Linked DNA regions of Homo sapiens: region 1 is linked to region 2. The links are chromatin contacts, found by Hi-C or POLR2A ChIA-PET in ENCODE. All regions are on one chromosome and are shown on one strand. Each heading gives the region's core, a stretch centred on a gene start or an enhancer-like site at or near the end of the contact. The rest is flanking DNA. Distances are from core to core; before and after follow the strand shown. Region 1 holds the start of IFIH1 (interferon induced with helicase C domain 1). Region 2 holds the start of LOC124906173 (small nucleolar RNA U13).

Region 1 (7,109 bases), core at 1,642-4,141, 5.9 Mb before region 2:
CAGGTTAAGAGCATCTAACACTTTAAATTACACAAAGCAGGCTCATTATTGATACAAATGAGCAAACAAGTAAAGGAACAGAACAACAATTCCAGGGTTTCTCACTAAACTAAAATTATTGTCATTTTCTTTGAAAAAGACATTATTGCTATGCATGGTCGTTAAATTGTAGTGGCAGCTCATATTGTTACTACTTCTTAAAAACTCAAATGAAAAGTTGCATAACAATGGGAAAATACATAGTTCAGCAGGATCTCCTGCCTCAAAAGAGAAAGGAAAAAGAAACTTACATTTGGGAACTGGTGAAAAGGATTAAAATGAAACCTAGTAGAAGAAACTTGACAGAGGAAAACAATTAATTACTCAAGTGAAAAACAGAAAATAAACTAAATCATGATGCAAAAAATATAGATGAAAAAAGGATACATTGTGAGAGATTGTGTCTTGGCTTTTGTTTCCTTAACCTCCTTTCTCCAAAAAGGGTCCCATCAAGACTATGGGAGATTCCTAAAAAAGAAGTCCCTTCCACCCACACCTAATCCTCATCACTCAGACCTCATCCAGCAGAGAGACTCCTACTTGTGAGAAAATATGAATTGTTATTGTTGGGTATTATGTGATGCTAATAGGGTTAGAGGAGGATGACTATTTGGGAAATCAACCTGTGAAACTGTAATATACATTATTATGTAGATTTACTATGGTCTTCAGGGCATTTATCCTCACCTGCACATTGCATATTTTTTAGTCATTACTTACCATCTATCTTCCCACTCCCATTAGAATGTGAACTCCATAAAAGTAGGAGCTTTGTTAATTTTATTAACTGCACCTAGATCAGTGCTGGTCATGTAATAGATACTTAATAAACATATTTTAAATGACTAGATGATACAATGAATGATATAATTTGAATGCCAAATATTTAAATATCTTTGGTTTAAATGTTTATTATTTGAGAACAGGTCAAATACCAAACATTTGATCCTTTCTCTTCCAGAGCAACAATTAAGTGGTATGAAGAAAATAACATTAACTGGTTCCCCATATTCAGTCAGCAACCCCTTCTCATTCCCCCATGTTTGAAACCAAGAAACAGAAGGATAAGTGCCAGGAAAAAGAATGTTTTTTGGTTTGTTAGTTTGTGCTTTAACATGTTGAATAAAACCCACTGGCAGCTGGGGGATAGGAGTATGTTTTTGCAACAGCCTTAAAAGATATTTTCATAGACCCAATACTTAAAATTAATAATTTGAGTGCTTTTGTAGAAACATCTAATTGGATTATCCTCTATCTGGGTACAAGGTCATCTCCCAAAATTAAGTGAAAAAGGAGTAGGGTTCTGTGAAGAAACAGAAAAGAACAGTATAAATCAGGCCTACCTGCAAGCCCAAGGTTTCATTTACTTCAACTTTCAGTGTATTTAACATTATGCCAGCTGCTATGGTCAACTCAAATACAACTCCCAGGAGAGATGTCATCAAGAGCCCACCAGTTGTGAGTAGTGTACTAGTTACTATGTAAATATATCCCTTCTTCAAGCAGCTTACAATCCTTCAGGGGTAGAAAAAGCCTTGCTACATAAGATAATTAGAGAATAAAATAAGACATGTTACCATAAAGTGCTCATTTGGATATTTTGTATGCCCCTAGTAAACACTCACCAAGACTCTGTACTTCTATTATCCTGTTCAAAGCACTATCAGGTTTTCCTGGCCTACACAGACTTTATTGAATGTACTTTGCTAACAGATTATTTTTCCTAAATATGTCTCTTTGATAACCTAAATGATCTCTCCATCCTTTATATAATTCTGGACCATGAGATTCTAGTTATGGTGCGTATGTGCCTACCACCCACAGTCACATGTGGCTACAGAATGCCTTCAGAATGAGTAGTAACCTTAAGGACTCACATTTATGTGGCTTCTGTACCAAAATGAAGCTGCCATTTTTCAGTGTGAATATGTTTTTTTTCTCTCATGACATAGACAAATGTTGATGTTTACTACAAGTTGGTACATTAGTTGCTAATTAAGTTCCTAGCTGCTCCAGCCAAAACTTGCTGTATTGAATCCAAGAAAAGAATGGCAGCTATATCAAAAATAAGTTGTTGGGGGATTTTTTTGTTTTGTTTTATTAAAGGAAAGTTGTATATTAAAGAATATAGGGAACTTACAAGCTGGGATCTAGGAAACTTTAAGTCTTGGCTTCCTTCTAAGCTGAGTTGGTGGTTCAAGTCCATCCACATCTGTTACCAGGTCCTGGTCAAAGCTGCATAAATACCAGCAATCTAAATATGAGGCAGTAAAGTTAACTGTTTATTGTTACTCACTTTTTCGAACCCACCTCCAAATTCCCAGGGAAACAAGTTAGTGTTTGGGAACCCACAGGAGGTCAGGTTTATTTTAGGAAGGACTTCCTCCTGTCTTCTCCACATCTCTGCAAAGATGTCTTCTGAGCTTCATCTCTCACCTGTCCCTCGCAGTCTCACCACCCTCAGCCAGGCCTGCCTACATTCACCAGCCGAGGGTAACTCCCTGTTCACGTCCGGGTCTGTGGCAGTTTCTGTTCACTTCCCCTTTGGAAAGTCCCAAATCACATGCTTTTATGCCCTGCACATTTTGGCCTACAAAGGACCTTATTGTTAAGGCAGAACCTGCTGGGAAAACAAAATATCCGCCGGAGGAGCTTTGCTAGAGCGTTGGTCTTGGTGTCAGAGAGAATTCGCTTTCCTTTTCTGTTTCCCGCGGTGTCCTTAACCAAAGGCCTCCTCTCTTCACCCGCCCCGACCAAAAGGTGGCGTCTCCCTGAGGAAACTCCCTCCCCGCCAGGCAGATTACGTTTACAAAGTCCTGAGAAGAGAATCGAAACAGAAACCAAAGTCAGGCAAACTCTGTAAGAACTGCCTGACAGAAAGCTGGACTCAAAGCTCCTACCCGAGTGTGCAGCAGGATCGCCCCGGTCCGGGACCCCAGGCGCACACCGCAGAGTCCAAAGTGCCGCGCCTGCCGGCCGCACCTGCCTGCCGCGGCCCCGCGCGCCGCCCCGCTGCCCACCTGCCCGCCTGCCCACCTGCCCAGGTGCGAGTGCAGCCCCGCGCGCCGGCCTGAGAGCCCTGTGGACAACCTCGTCATTGTCAGGCACAGAGCGGTAGACCCTGCTTCTCTAAGTGGGCAGCGGACAGCGGCACGCACATTTCACCTGTCCCGCAGACAACAGCACCATCTGCTTGGGAGAACCCTCTCCCTTCTCTGAGAAAGAAAGATGTCGAATGGGTATTCCACAGACGAGAATTTCCGCTATCTCATCTCGTGCTTCAGGGCCAGGGTGAAAATGTACATCCAGGTGGAGCCTGTGCTGGACTACCTGACCTTTCTGCCTGCAGAGGTGAAGGAGCAGATTCAGAGGACAGTCGCCACCTCCGGGAACATGCAGGCAGTTGAACTGCTGCTGAGCACCTTGGAGAAGGGAGTCTGGCACCTTGGTTGGACTCGGGAATTCGTGGAGGCCCTCCGGAGAACCGGCAGCCCTCTGGCCGCCCGCTACATGAACCCTGAGCTCACGGACTTGCCCTCTCCATCGTTTGAGAACGCTCATGATGAATATCTCCAACTGCTGAACCTCCTTCAGCCCACTCTGGTGGACAAGCTTCTAGTTAGAGACGTCTTGGATAAGTGCATGGAGGAGGAACTGTTGACAATTGAAGACAGAAACCGGGTAGGTGTCTGTTCAGATGGAGCTAGCCTTTTAGGCAGATTTTGCAAAGCAGGCTTCCTTGTGCGTTTGCCCCTTTCCAAATGTGCTTGACCTCTTTGGGCAAATCTAGTTTCTTCCTTTGAGAAGACAACATCTAGGCACTTTAAGACAATTTTAAAAATTTAAACACAAAAGAACTACTTTTCTAATGTTTTCACTGAAGTAAAAAGGAGTTAACTCTAGAATCGTAATGTGTATTAACAGGTAACTTTTATTGAACACTTACTATGTGCAGTTGGTATCATTTTCAAAATGTATTACTACAGTTCATGTTCAGAGTAACCCACTGAGGCTCCTAATGTTATTAACTCCATTTTACAGATGAGAAACCTGAGGCAGGTTAAATAATTTGTCCAAGGTCTCCCAGGAAAAACAGTGGCAGAGCTAAGAATTTAGCTTGTGATAGTGTTGAATGTTTTTCTTATTTAATGTAGTTCCATGGAGCAGGGGTTAGTAAACTACGGCCCATGGGCTAAATCAAGCCTGCTACTGTTTTTTTCAGGCCCACAGGCTAAGAATGGTCTTCAGATTTTTCAATTTTTAATTTTCAGTGTTCATAAAGTTTTATTGGAACACAGTCATGCTCGTTTGTTTACATATTGCTTGTGGCTGCTTTTCTACTCCAAAGGCAATTGGATGGAGACTGTGTGCCCTTAAAGCCAAAAATATTTATTATCTGGCATTTTAGAGAAAAAGTTTTCCAATCTTTGCCCTACATTACACTTTGTGCCATTTAGTCTTAGCCCAAATGGGTAAATTGCAATCACACACACACACACACACACACACACACACACACCCTTTTTCTTTAATCAAAGTTTCAACATTCTTTGAGAATCAAAATTTAGAAACAATTCATTGAAAGAATGTGTTGCTAGTTTCAGTTTTTCATGTTAGTGAAGAAACTCATTTTTCTTAAGGTAGCATTTTGACAGGGCGAATTTTACTGATGACTTTACATTGAATGTGATATGAATTATTTTTTGATAAGTGAAGATGTACTGTGATGTGTATAAATGCTGACCTGTTTGAATGTGACTTATTCAGGCTCGTAAGTCAAAAGTCTTGTTTTGGAAGACATGTAGACAAATAAAGCCATGACTAAAAGTCAAAGGCTTTGTCTACACCACTCTATGATTTTCACATGGTTTTTTTCTCTCTCTCTCTTTTGGGTCATCCATTGTTTGTATATTCATACAAACTTCTGGGCATTTGATTGATTTGCTATAGCCTATGATGCAATTTAGTCTTTAGTGAATAAAGTTAGTGATCTTTTGTAGACTTGACAGACACAGGGCCTGTCCAAAGACCCAAACATGCATCTAATTTTGATGGCCAGTTTTCCCAACAAGTAAATTACTTTGCACTGTTGTCTGTAATGTTTATGTCGTTTTGTGTATTGAGAACCAGCTAGAACGCATTATAGTAGTCCAGCTGGATATGACAAATGTGTACATCACTGTGGCAGAATCTTAATTTGGAAGAAAGTATGCAGCCTTCAAGCCAGCTGGAGATGGAAGATGGCATTTCCAGCCACAGTAGCTGTTAGAAGTCCAGAAGCAACAGAGTCCAGTAACACCACAAAGCTGTTTATGTTTGGTGGGTATGATGTCCCGATTGCCAGCGAAACAGCACTTCTCCCTATTTACTCTAAATACTTCTGCCTATCAGCATCACTTTTGTCTTGCCTGGATTGAATTTCCGCCAGCTAGATTTTATCCAAGTTCTTGATTCTGGCAAGCTTGGAGGCAGCTAGCAGTAATGCAAGGGATTTGACACAAAGAAGATATAGAGTAACGGGACTTTTGTGTACTGGTAGCAGTTAAGGCCAAAACAACCCAAATTCTCCCTCTGATTCACATTTCAAAGGAGGCCCCAAAAGACTGAGCAGCTATAAATTTGAGGCTCTCTAGGAAGCAATAGTTTCTCTGTGAGAGTGTGGAATAATTTTTGTGTGCATCATTTACATGTATTATCAGTTCCAAAACTAAGATATGGTGGACAATGAGACGGAAGCATTAAGTTTGGTAGAATAATCTATATTGAGGTGGTGGTCATTGACAAATGTTTATCTTACAGCAGCAAAGTGTGATAAGACTGTAGAAGGGGAACACATGGATTTGAGGTCCATCTTGGCTTCTTACTATATGCGTTACTTTGGGCCAAATTACTGAAGTTCCCTGATGCTACATTTACCTGTGAAAATGGACATCATAAAATTTCTCACAGTATTTTAGTCAACATCAAATCAGAAATAGTGTTTATGAAAAAGCTTATAAATCAGAGCTATTTGATATGATAATGGTGTTGACTTTTGTAACCATTCATCTGGTTACATTTCTGTGTAAATTTAAGTTTGAGAGATTGAGGTAAATTCCCCATGTCGCAATTGAGATATACTTCTTAAAGTCCCTAGATTATACTGATTTGAAAAAGAAATTACCTCTTTCATCCCAGAACCTAACTAGGATTAGGTAGAGGGTTGGTGTTTAGTAAGCATTGATTACTTGATTGATAGACTAATTGAATTTATTTCTGAAAGTGTCTGGAATAAGCGTTGAAAACACATGACGTATTGAATTGTGTTGCCAGGCGTTAGAGAATGGATGAATGATGAAAATAAGATTTCCAAATTTGCTTTTTTGAAGGCTTAAAATAGCATTTAACTAAGTAATCAAGACTTCTATAAAATGGTCTTGTATTTTCATTCTTTTTCTGTTTCCCCATAGACATTTTCTACTTGATCTATTATTTTAATTTAGGATTCCCACCCCATTTCCTAGCCCCTGCCCGTAATTACAGCAGGCCTTCTGAAAATGACTTTATACATAGGTTTGTGTCCAGCAAGTACCCAAAAACTTATTCATTCATTCACTCATTCATTCAGTTTGAATTTATTGAGTGGCATCTTTGTGCCGGATGCCATGCTAGTGGTGAAAAGATAGGAGAAAAACACAGAGACTGTTTTGTCCTTTCGTGAAGTTGTGTTGTAGTGTTAATTAGTGTTGATAAAAGAATGTCTACTGTAGGCCAGTCATGGTGGCTTACGCCTGTAATCCCAGCACTTTGGGAGGCCGAGGAGGGTGGCTCTCGAGGTCAGGAGATGGAGACCATCCTGGCTAACACGGTAAAACTCCGTCTCTACTAAAAATACAAAAAAATTAGCTGGGTGTGGTGGTGGGAGCCTGTAGTCCCAGTTACTCGGGAGGCTGAGGCAGGAGAATGGCATGAACCTGGGAGGCGGAGCTTGCAGTGAGCTGAGATGGCGCCACTGCACTCCACCCTGGTGACAGAGCGAGACTCCATCTAATAAGAAAGAGAGAAAGAAAAAGAAAGAAAGAAAGAAAGAA
Region 2 (6,902 bases), core at 4,388-6,887:
AAAAAAATTTAAAAATAAAAAGAGAGAGAGAGAGAACTTATGTGACTGGAAAGTTATACAAATGAAGTACACAGACAATTTGTTATGGAGCCTAGACAAGTTGTTAAGAACATAAGCTCTAGAGTCAGAATTCCAGCCTTCTACTTACTTTTTGAAGGATTTTTAAATAAGCTACTTACCCCCTTGTTTTTTCATCTGTTAACTAGAAGTGTTCTAGTTTATGGTAATTATTTTGCTGTTCAAGTTAGACAACATCTAGTTTCTTATAAACACTATATGTAGTATTATTTATTTTCACCAACCCTATTATTTTTCTCCCACAACATAGAATTTGTCTTAGAAGTGGGGAAAATAATCACGTTAAAGTGGAAGTAATTTGTCTATGTTAGACATTCTGTTAATTGACCAAATGGAGTGTTCCTTTTACCAGTGCAATATCCTTTTGTGGCAAATGCTGTATATATATATAATTGAGGAAAGGGGAAAAGTGAAGAGGTCTCCAAGTAACTAATAGCAGTATTTACCTTTTAAGCACAAAATCTAGATAAGGTGGTCATTAATCCTAAGAAGCAAAACAGAGTCAAATGGTATATGACTTTGTAATGCAGCACTTTGCCATACATGAGTAAAACTAAAAAATAAAGACAAATGTGTTAATGGTTCAACCAAAGTTAAACCTGGAAGCTCCTATCAGGGTATCTTATTTAGGTGAGACGGGAGGGTTGCTTGAGTCTAGGAGTTCAAGATCAACCTAGGCAACACAGCAAGACCCCATCTCTAGAAAAAATATGGTAATCTTTTTTAAATAGAGCAAATTAGAAAATTCACAAAGCTAAGATGACTAGTAAATATATTATGTGCCAAAACACATATATAGATTTTGCAATGATATTTATAGGATTGAATGTGAAAATAAAAGTATGTTATTGCCTCTCTGAGGTTTTGTGTCCTCCTTGCTTTGTGTTATGCCTGTGTCTGCAACTTTTCACAATCATTAATTACATTTAATGCTTCTAGCTCCTAAAATAGTCATGAAAATAGAACTACAAACCTTTAGACTAGGAATTATTCTAGAAACTCATTCAGATCCTTCTGTAGTTTATAAGCATGATGACTGAGTATTCACCCGCATGTGTGAGACGTGCTGCCCTTAAACTTTGTTATGGTGTCACACACTGCTAGCCTGAAATGGAAGAAAAATAAATAAATAAAAGCAAAAAGCTAATTTTTAAAAAGTGGCTGTCAATTACTTTTATCATCTATAAGCCTTCCTTTTTTCTTCTTTTTGAGATGGGATATTGCTCTGTTGCCTAGGCTGGGGTGCAGTGCCACAATCATAGCACACTGTAGCCTCAAATTCCTGGGTTCAAGGGATCCTCTGCCTCAACACACCTGGCTAATTTTTTTATTAGCTGGTGTCTCACTGTGTTGACCCAGGCTGGTGTCAAACTCCTGGCCTCAAGGGATCCTCCTGCCTCAACCTCCCAAAATGTTGGGATTAAAGGCATGAACCACCATACCTGGTCCAGGATGTTAACTTTGGAGAATAGTTTATTTATGGAATATAGGTCCTCTCTCCTAACTATGCTGAATTGTTCCTTGACTTTCTAGGTTTTTTTGTTTTTGTTTTTTAAAGATGGAATCTCCCTCTGTCATTCAGTTTGGAGTACAGTGGTGAAATCATAGCTCACAGCAACCTCAAACTCCCAGGCTCAAGTGATCCTCCCACCTCAGCCTCCTGAGTAGCTAGGACTACAGGCATGCACCACCATGCCTGGCTAATTTTTTTTTATTTTTTGTGGAGTTGGGGGGTCTGCCTATGTTGGCCAGGCTGGTCTTGAACACCTGGCCCTGAAAGATCCTCCCACCTCAGCTTCCCAAAGAACTGGGATTATGATGTCAGCCACCACACTCAGCAGACTTTCTACTATTATTGTTGTGTTTAGCTTTGTGTTGCTTAAATTGTCAAGAACTAATATTAAGAATGAAGTTAATGGTATTAATGCACAAATATACTGGTCTCTGCCAAGTCAAAAATGTAAGACTATAGTATCCTAACTGCTGAGTTACTTCTTGATAACCTAATGCATTAGTTTGCTAGAGCTGCCAATAACAAGTATCACCAATTGTGTGGCTTAGAAATTTATTGTCTCAGTTTTGGACGCCACAGATCCAAGATCAAGGTGTTGGCAGAAATGATTTTTCTGTGGGCAGAGAGGGAAAATCTGCTGCATATCTCTTTCCGGCTTCTGGTGGTTTTTTCTTAGTTTATAGAAGCATCACCTGAACCACGGCCTTCATCTTCAGATGGTATGCGTGTCTCTCTGTCCAACCTTTCCCTTTCATAAGGACACCAGTCCTATTGGATTAGGGTCCACCATAATGACCTCATCTTTACTTGATCACCTGCAAAGACCTTGTTTCCAAATAAGGTCATATTTCGAGGGGTTAGGACTTCAACATGCAAATTTTTTACTTCAACATGCACATTTTTGGGCAACAAAATTTAACTCATAACACAATAGCCTACCTGGCCTCACCCAAACTTCACCCAGCAGCCAAGATCCTTCAGGAGCTGGCTGCATTTGCCTTTCTTGTCTTTTTTTTTTTTTTTTTTTTTTACCAGGTGCAGTGGGGCAATCACAGCTCACTGCAGCCTCAACTTTCCAGGCTCAAGAGATTCTCCCACCTCAGCCTCCCCTGTAGCTGGGACTACAGAGGTGCACACCACCATGCCTGGCTAGTTTTTTTACTTTTTGTAGAGATCATGGGCAGGGGGTGGTCTCCCTATGTTGCCCAGACTGGTCTCAAACTCCTGGGCTCAAGCCATGCATCCAGGTCGGTCTCCCAAAATGCTGGGATCACAGGCCAGAGCCACTGCACCCAGCCTGCAGTCAGCATTTCTAACCAGTTCCCAGGCGATGCTTTCAAGACCTCTTTTAGCACTACATGTTTTCAGCTTAATCAAACTTTTTTATTTTCTCCTAAACTGCAAACTTTCCATATTTCAAAACAATATAAAAAGTTCTCAGACTATTAATGCGGAGAAGAATCTTGGTAATTTAGAACACTACTTTTGGCCAGGCTCAGTGTCTAACGCCTATAATCCTAGCAGTTTGGGAGGCCAAGGTGGGCAGATTACTGGAGCCCAGGAGTTCAAGACCCGCCTGGGCAACATAGCAAAACCCCATGTCTACAAAAAATACAAAAATTAGCCAGTGTGGTGGCGCATGCCTGTAGTCTCAGCTCCTCGGGAGGCTGAGGTGGGAGGATCATCTGAGCCTGGGGACCTCAAGGCAACAGTGAGCCGTGATTGCACCACTATACTCTAGCCTGGGTGACAGAGCAAGACCCTGTCTCAAAAAAAAAAAAAAAAAAAAAAAAAAAATTACAGCATGGAGACAGCAGAGGATTAAATAAGTGCAAGGATTCACTAACATTTGGGAGCAAAAGAGTAATATAATAAATGCAATGATTAAGAAAAATAGACATTTTTGGAGAGTAATTTTGCAATATTTAAAATGTACTCACCCTTGGATTTAGCAATTTTTCTCCCAGGAATTTATCCTGCAGGTGTTCTCATACATGAACAAAATGGCATTCATTCAAGGCATTCACTGTAGCATTGTTCCTACTAGCAAAAGATTAGAAACAGTCTAAATGTCCTCTGCCAAAGAACTGGCTCAGGTAATTATGGTACCTCACTGTCTTCATGCATCTTACAATTACAGCTAGGTTCTTTATTTCCATGCTTTGATTCTAATCCTTAGGAAACTTGGCCTTGGGGTACTGCTTATTATTGTGAGATAGAAAAAATAATGTTTTAATTCCTAGTCCATAAAAGACAGTTTAAAAAATGAACATAGAGCCACTAAAAAGATAAAGTTAGCTCTATGTGTTCTAAGAAGGATAATTTTCCAAGATATATATTTCTGGGGGGAGAAAAGGATATGAGCATAACAGTATGTATAGTATGTACCATTTGTGCTTAAAAATAAATTGCATGTCTCTCAAAAAAGAGATTAAAAAAATTTTTTTAATAAAAGTTGCAATGTTTATATCCACATAGAAATATTTGTGAAGGGAAATACAGGACACTGATAACAATGGTTTCCTCTAGGAAAGGAAACCTGGGATCTGTTGCTGAGGCTGGAGTGCAGTGGTGCGATCTCAGCTCACTGCAACCTCCACCTCCTGGGTTCAAGAGATTCTCCTGCCTCAGCCTTCCGAGTAGCTGGGATTACAGGCATGAGCCACCATGCCTGGCTAATTTTTGTATTTTTTAGTAGAGACGGGGTTTCACCATGTTAGCAAGGCTGGTCTCAAACTCGTGACCTCAGGTGATCTGCCCGTCTTGGCCTCCCAAAGTGCTGGGATTACAGGCTGAGCCACTGTGCCAGGCTAGGCATACTTTTCAATGAATACTCTCTCATACCTTTTGAATTTTGCACCATACATGTGGGTTTCTTATGAAAAAAACATATATTTTAAAAGACCCAAATAACTTGGGAAGAAGAAGAAGAAAGAGCTTTAGGAAGGGAAGTGAAAGCTATTTCTGCCAAGCGGCACAGCTCTGAAGTAGTTGAATAAATGCTTCACCCAGAGATGAGAGTCAAGAGAAAGGTAAAGAATTCCCACTCACATTTCCTCCACCATGAGGACTCTGTATGGATTTAAAATTAATTCAATTTTGGAATAAAGAAATGACTGAATTTTCCAAAATTAAGGAAGGAAGAAAGAAAAGGAGGGAGAGAGAGAAGTAGGGGAGGGAAAGGAAAAAATGCAATTGGTAGCAGCATGCAGGATGGCAGAGGAAATCTGAGGTTTCCTGGGTAGCCCAGGGAGTGAGCTGATAATTGTCTGCACTGTGTAGGAGAGATTGGCATGAGGAGGGAGAATAAGAGTCAGTGCCATTTTAAAAGGAGAAATCAGGCTTGTTGACTAATTGGATATGCTTGAGAACTAGGAATGAGCATATCGTGAGCAGGATGATTTTGCAGTGACAGCTTTCCAGGAAAAATTGCTGCATTCTCAACATCTGCATGCATCTGAGAATTACACCTGGATTCTTCACTTCCATGCCTTGATTTTAATCCTTAGGAAAGTAGGCCTTAGGGTACTACTTGTGATTCTAAAATGGAATAAGTAATGATTTAATTCCCAGCCAGTAAAGGGCAATCCAAATGACTGGCTCCACCGTTTCCCTAGGGCTAGTTTGTAACCTGGGACAGAAATAAGCTGTGTGTATTAAATCAATACGATCACTCACAGGTGAAAAAAAAAAAAAAGGCATTGCTTTGGTGACTTTGTATTATATGAACTATTTCTGTTTCTGAACTGTTTACTTTCTTCAGATGATATAAGCCTGGCCACTTTTCTATGATGAGCTAACACCAGCTAGGAACTTGGTACCTTGAGCAAGTGCTCCAAGGTGCTATGATGCAACTTACAACCCCTGCCTGTCGCACTGGGTGTCACAATGGCCAGGCTTGCCTAAAAGAGAAGATTGTGTAACACTTCACAGTGCTCAAGTGCTTTCCTTCTCTCTACCAGCTTCAATGGGAGCTTCTTATCTGAGCATGGGAACAGAGCAGACCAGGGGAAGTGTTAGTGTGCACCACCCAGAAGGCACTGTTGGTCATCCTCTGATCTCTTCAAGCTTGATCACGTGGATAATGAAATCACTGCCTACTACAGCATTCCCGATGTGAAACAGGATTACTACACAGTATATCTATGAAACACTGTGACATATGTGTTTGTCATGTTTTATTATTCAGAATTAGCAAAAGAAGTGGGGCTCTGCCTGCCTCCACAGATGCCACTGTCCTGTTTCTCCAACTTTGGCTCCTCAATTCTTGTCATTCCCTAAGGCTGCGTCCTCAGCACTCTTTTCTCTGTGTGATATTCTCCATTTCCACATTTTTGCATTTCACCCATCAGGTGATTGACTTCCAAATCCACTTCTGTAGCCTTGATTTCTCCTGGGGTTGATCTAACCACCTAGCAGGCACCTCTTCCTACTTACTTCAAAGTCAGAATTTCCAAAAATGAGCGCTTTACACCACCCCTTTCCTTCCAGTATTTTCTCTTCCTTACTTTTCTACACTACACCCCAAGTCTATCAAGCACGTAAGGTAGATTCCTAGAGTAATTTTTCTTCCTCCTTCTGTCTTGCCATGCACCTCATGCTAGAGCTGTGGCCTTGGTTCAGGACCTCGTCACCTCTCTACTCCTATTCTAACTACCTCTTGAATGGATTTCTCTATTTTTAGTTTCTCCTCTTTCTACTTCTCTGTCACACTGTTGCCTGAATATTCCTTCAAATGCTCCGAACCTTCTTTGCAACAGAGTTTACCTTATTCCAACAAGCTGGGAATGTGTCCTAAAAATTTTCTCATGGTTTTTGTTGTCTCCTTGTAGTGTTATCATCATCGACGAATTTCTCTAAATGTAAATGTTTCTTTTTTTTTTTTTTGGAGACGGAGTCTCACTCTGTTCCCTAGGCTGGAGTGCAATGGCACAATCTTGGCTCATCGCAATCTCTGCCTCCTGGGTTCAAGGGATTCTCCTGCCTCAGCCTCCTGAATAGTGGGATTACAGCCGCACCACCATGCCCAGCTTTTTTTTTTTTTTTTTTTTTTTTGGTATTTTTAATAGAGACGGGGTTTCACACATTGGCCAGGCTGGTCTTGAACTTCTGACCCCAGGTGATCCACTCACCTCGGCCTCCCAAAGTGCTGGGATTATAGGGGTGAGGCACCACACTTGGCCTAAACTTTTCTTAAACTTTAATATTATTAGTCTATATCACATCCTGGGTAATGAGTTATCTAAGTTTACCATGTTTGGGGTAAAACTGTTTCTCAATTTGTGTTAAGATTCTAGCAAAATACTGCTCA

Evidence for each region. A loop is a pair of places that touch in the nucleus more often than their neighbours do. ChIA-PET counts read pairs that join two places held with the same protein, here RNA polymerase II (POLR2A). Pooled maps may share reads with other maps.
Region 1: a map of naive thymus-derived CD4-positive, alpha-beta T cell shows a loop between it and region 2 (9-fold over the local background). The contact joins the promoter of IFIH1 here to the enhancer-like site in region 2. A Hi-C loop is called at or near these places in 2 of 168 maps with a recorded cell type or tissue (both naive thymus-derived CD4-positive, alpha-beta T cell) and 6 of 50 pooled maps. POLR2A ChIA-PET finds 5 or more read pairs at or near these places in 1 of 52 experiments (activated CD4-positive, alpha-beta T cell).

The regions. Positions count from the first base shown.
Region 1 is chr2:162,314,466-162,321,574 of GRCh38, reverse strand. It overlaps IFIH1 (interferon induced with helicase C domain 1), which reads left to right and starts at 2,891. Exons shown (of 16, transcript NM_022168.4): 1 at 2,891-3,720. The coding sequence starts at 3,268. It also overlaps a transcript of GCA not described here. RefSeq lists enhancers at 1,659-2,858, 2,427-2,976 and a silencer at 3,007-3,096.
Region 2 is chr2:156,404,431-156,411,332 of GRCh38, reverse strand. It overlaps LOC124906173 (small nucleolar RNA U13), which reads left to right and starts at 1,087; the gene lies at 1,087-1,189. It also overlaps a transcript of GPD2 not described here. Within about 2 kb of position 5,637, at least 4 of the 41 ENCODE cell types and tissues checked have a DNase peak (open chromatin) inside an H3K27ac peak, as active enhancers do.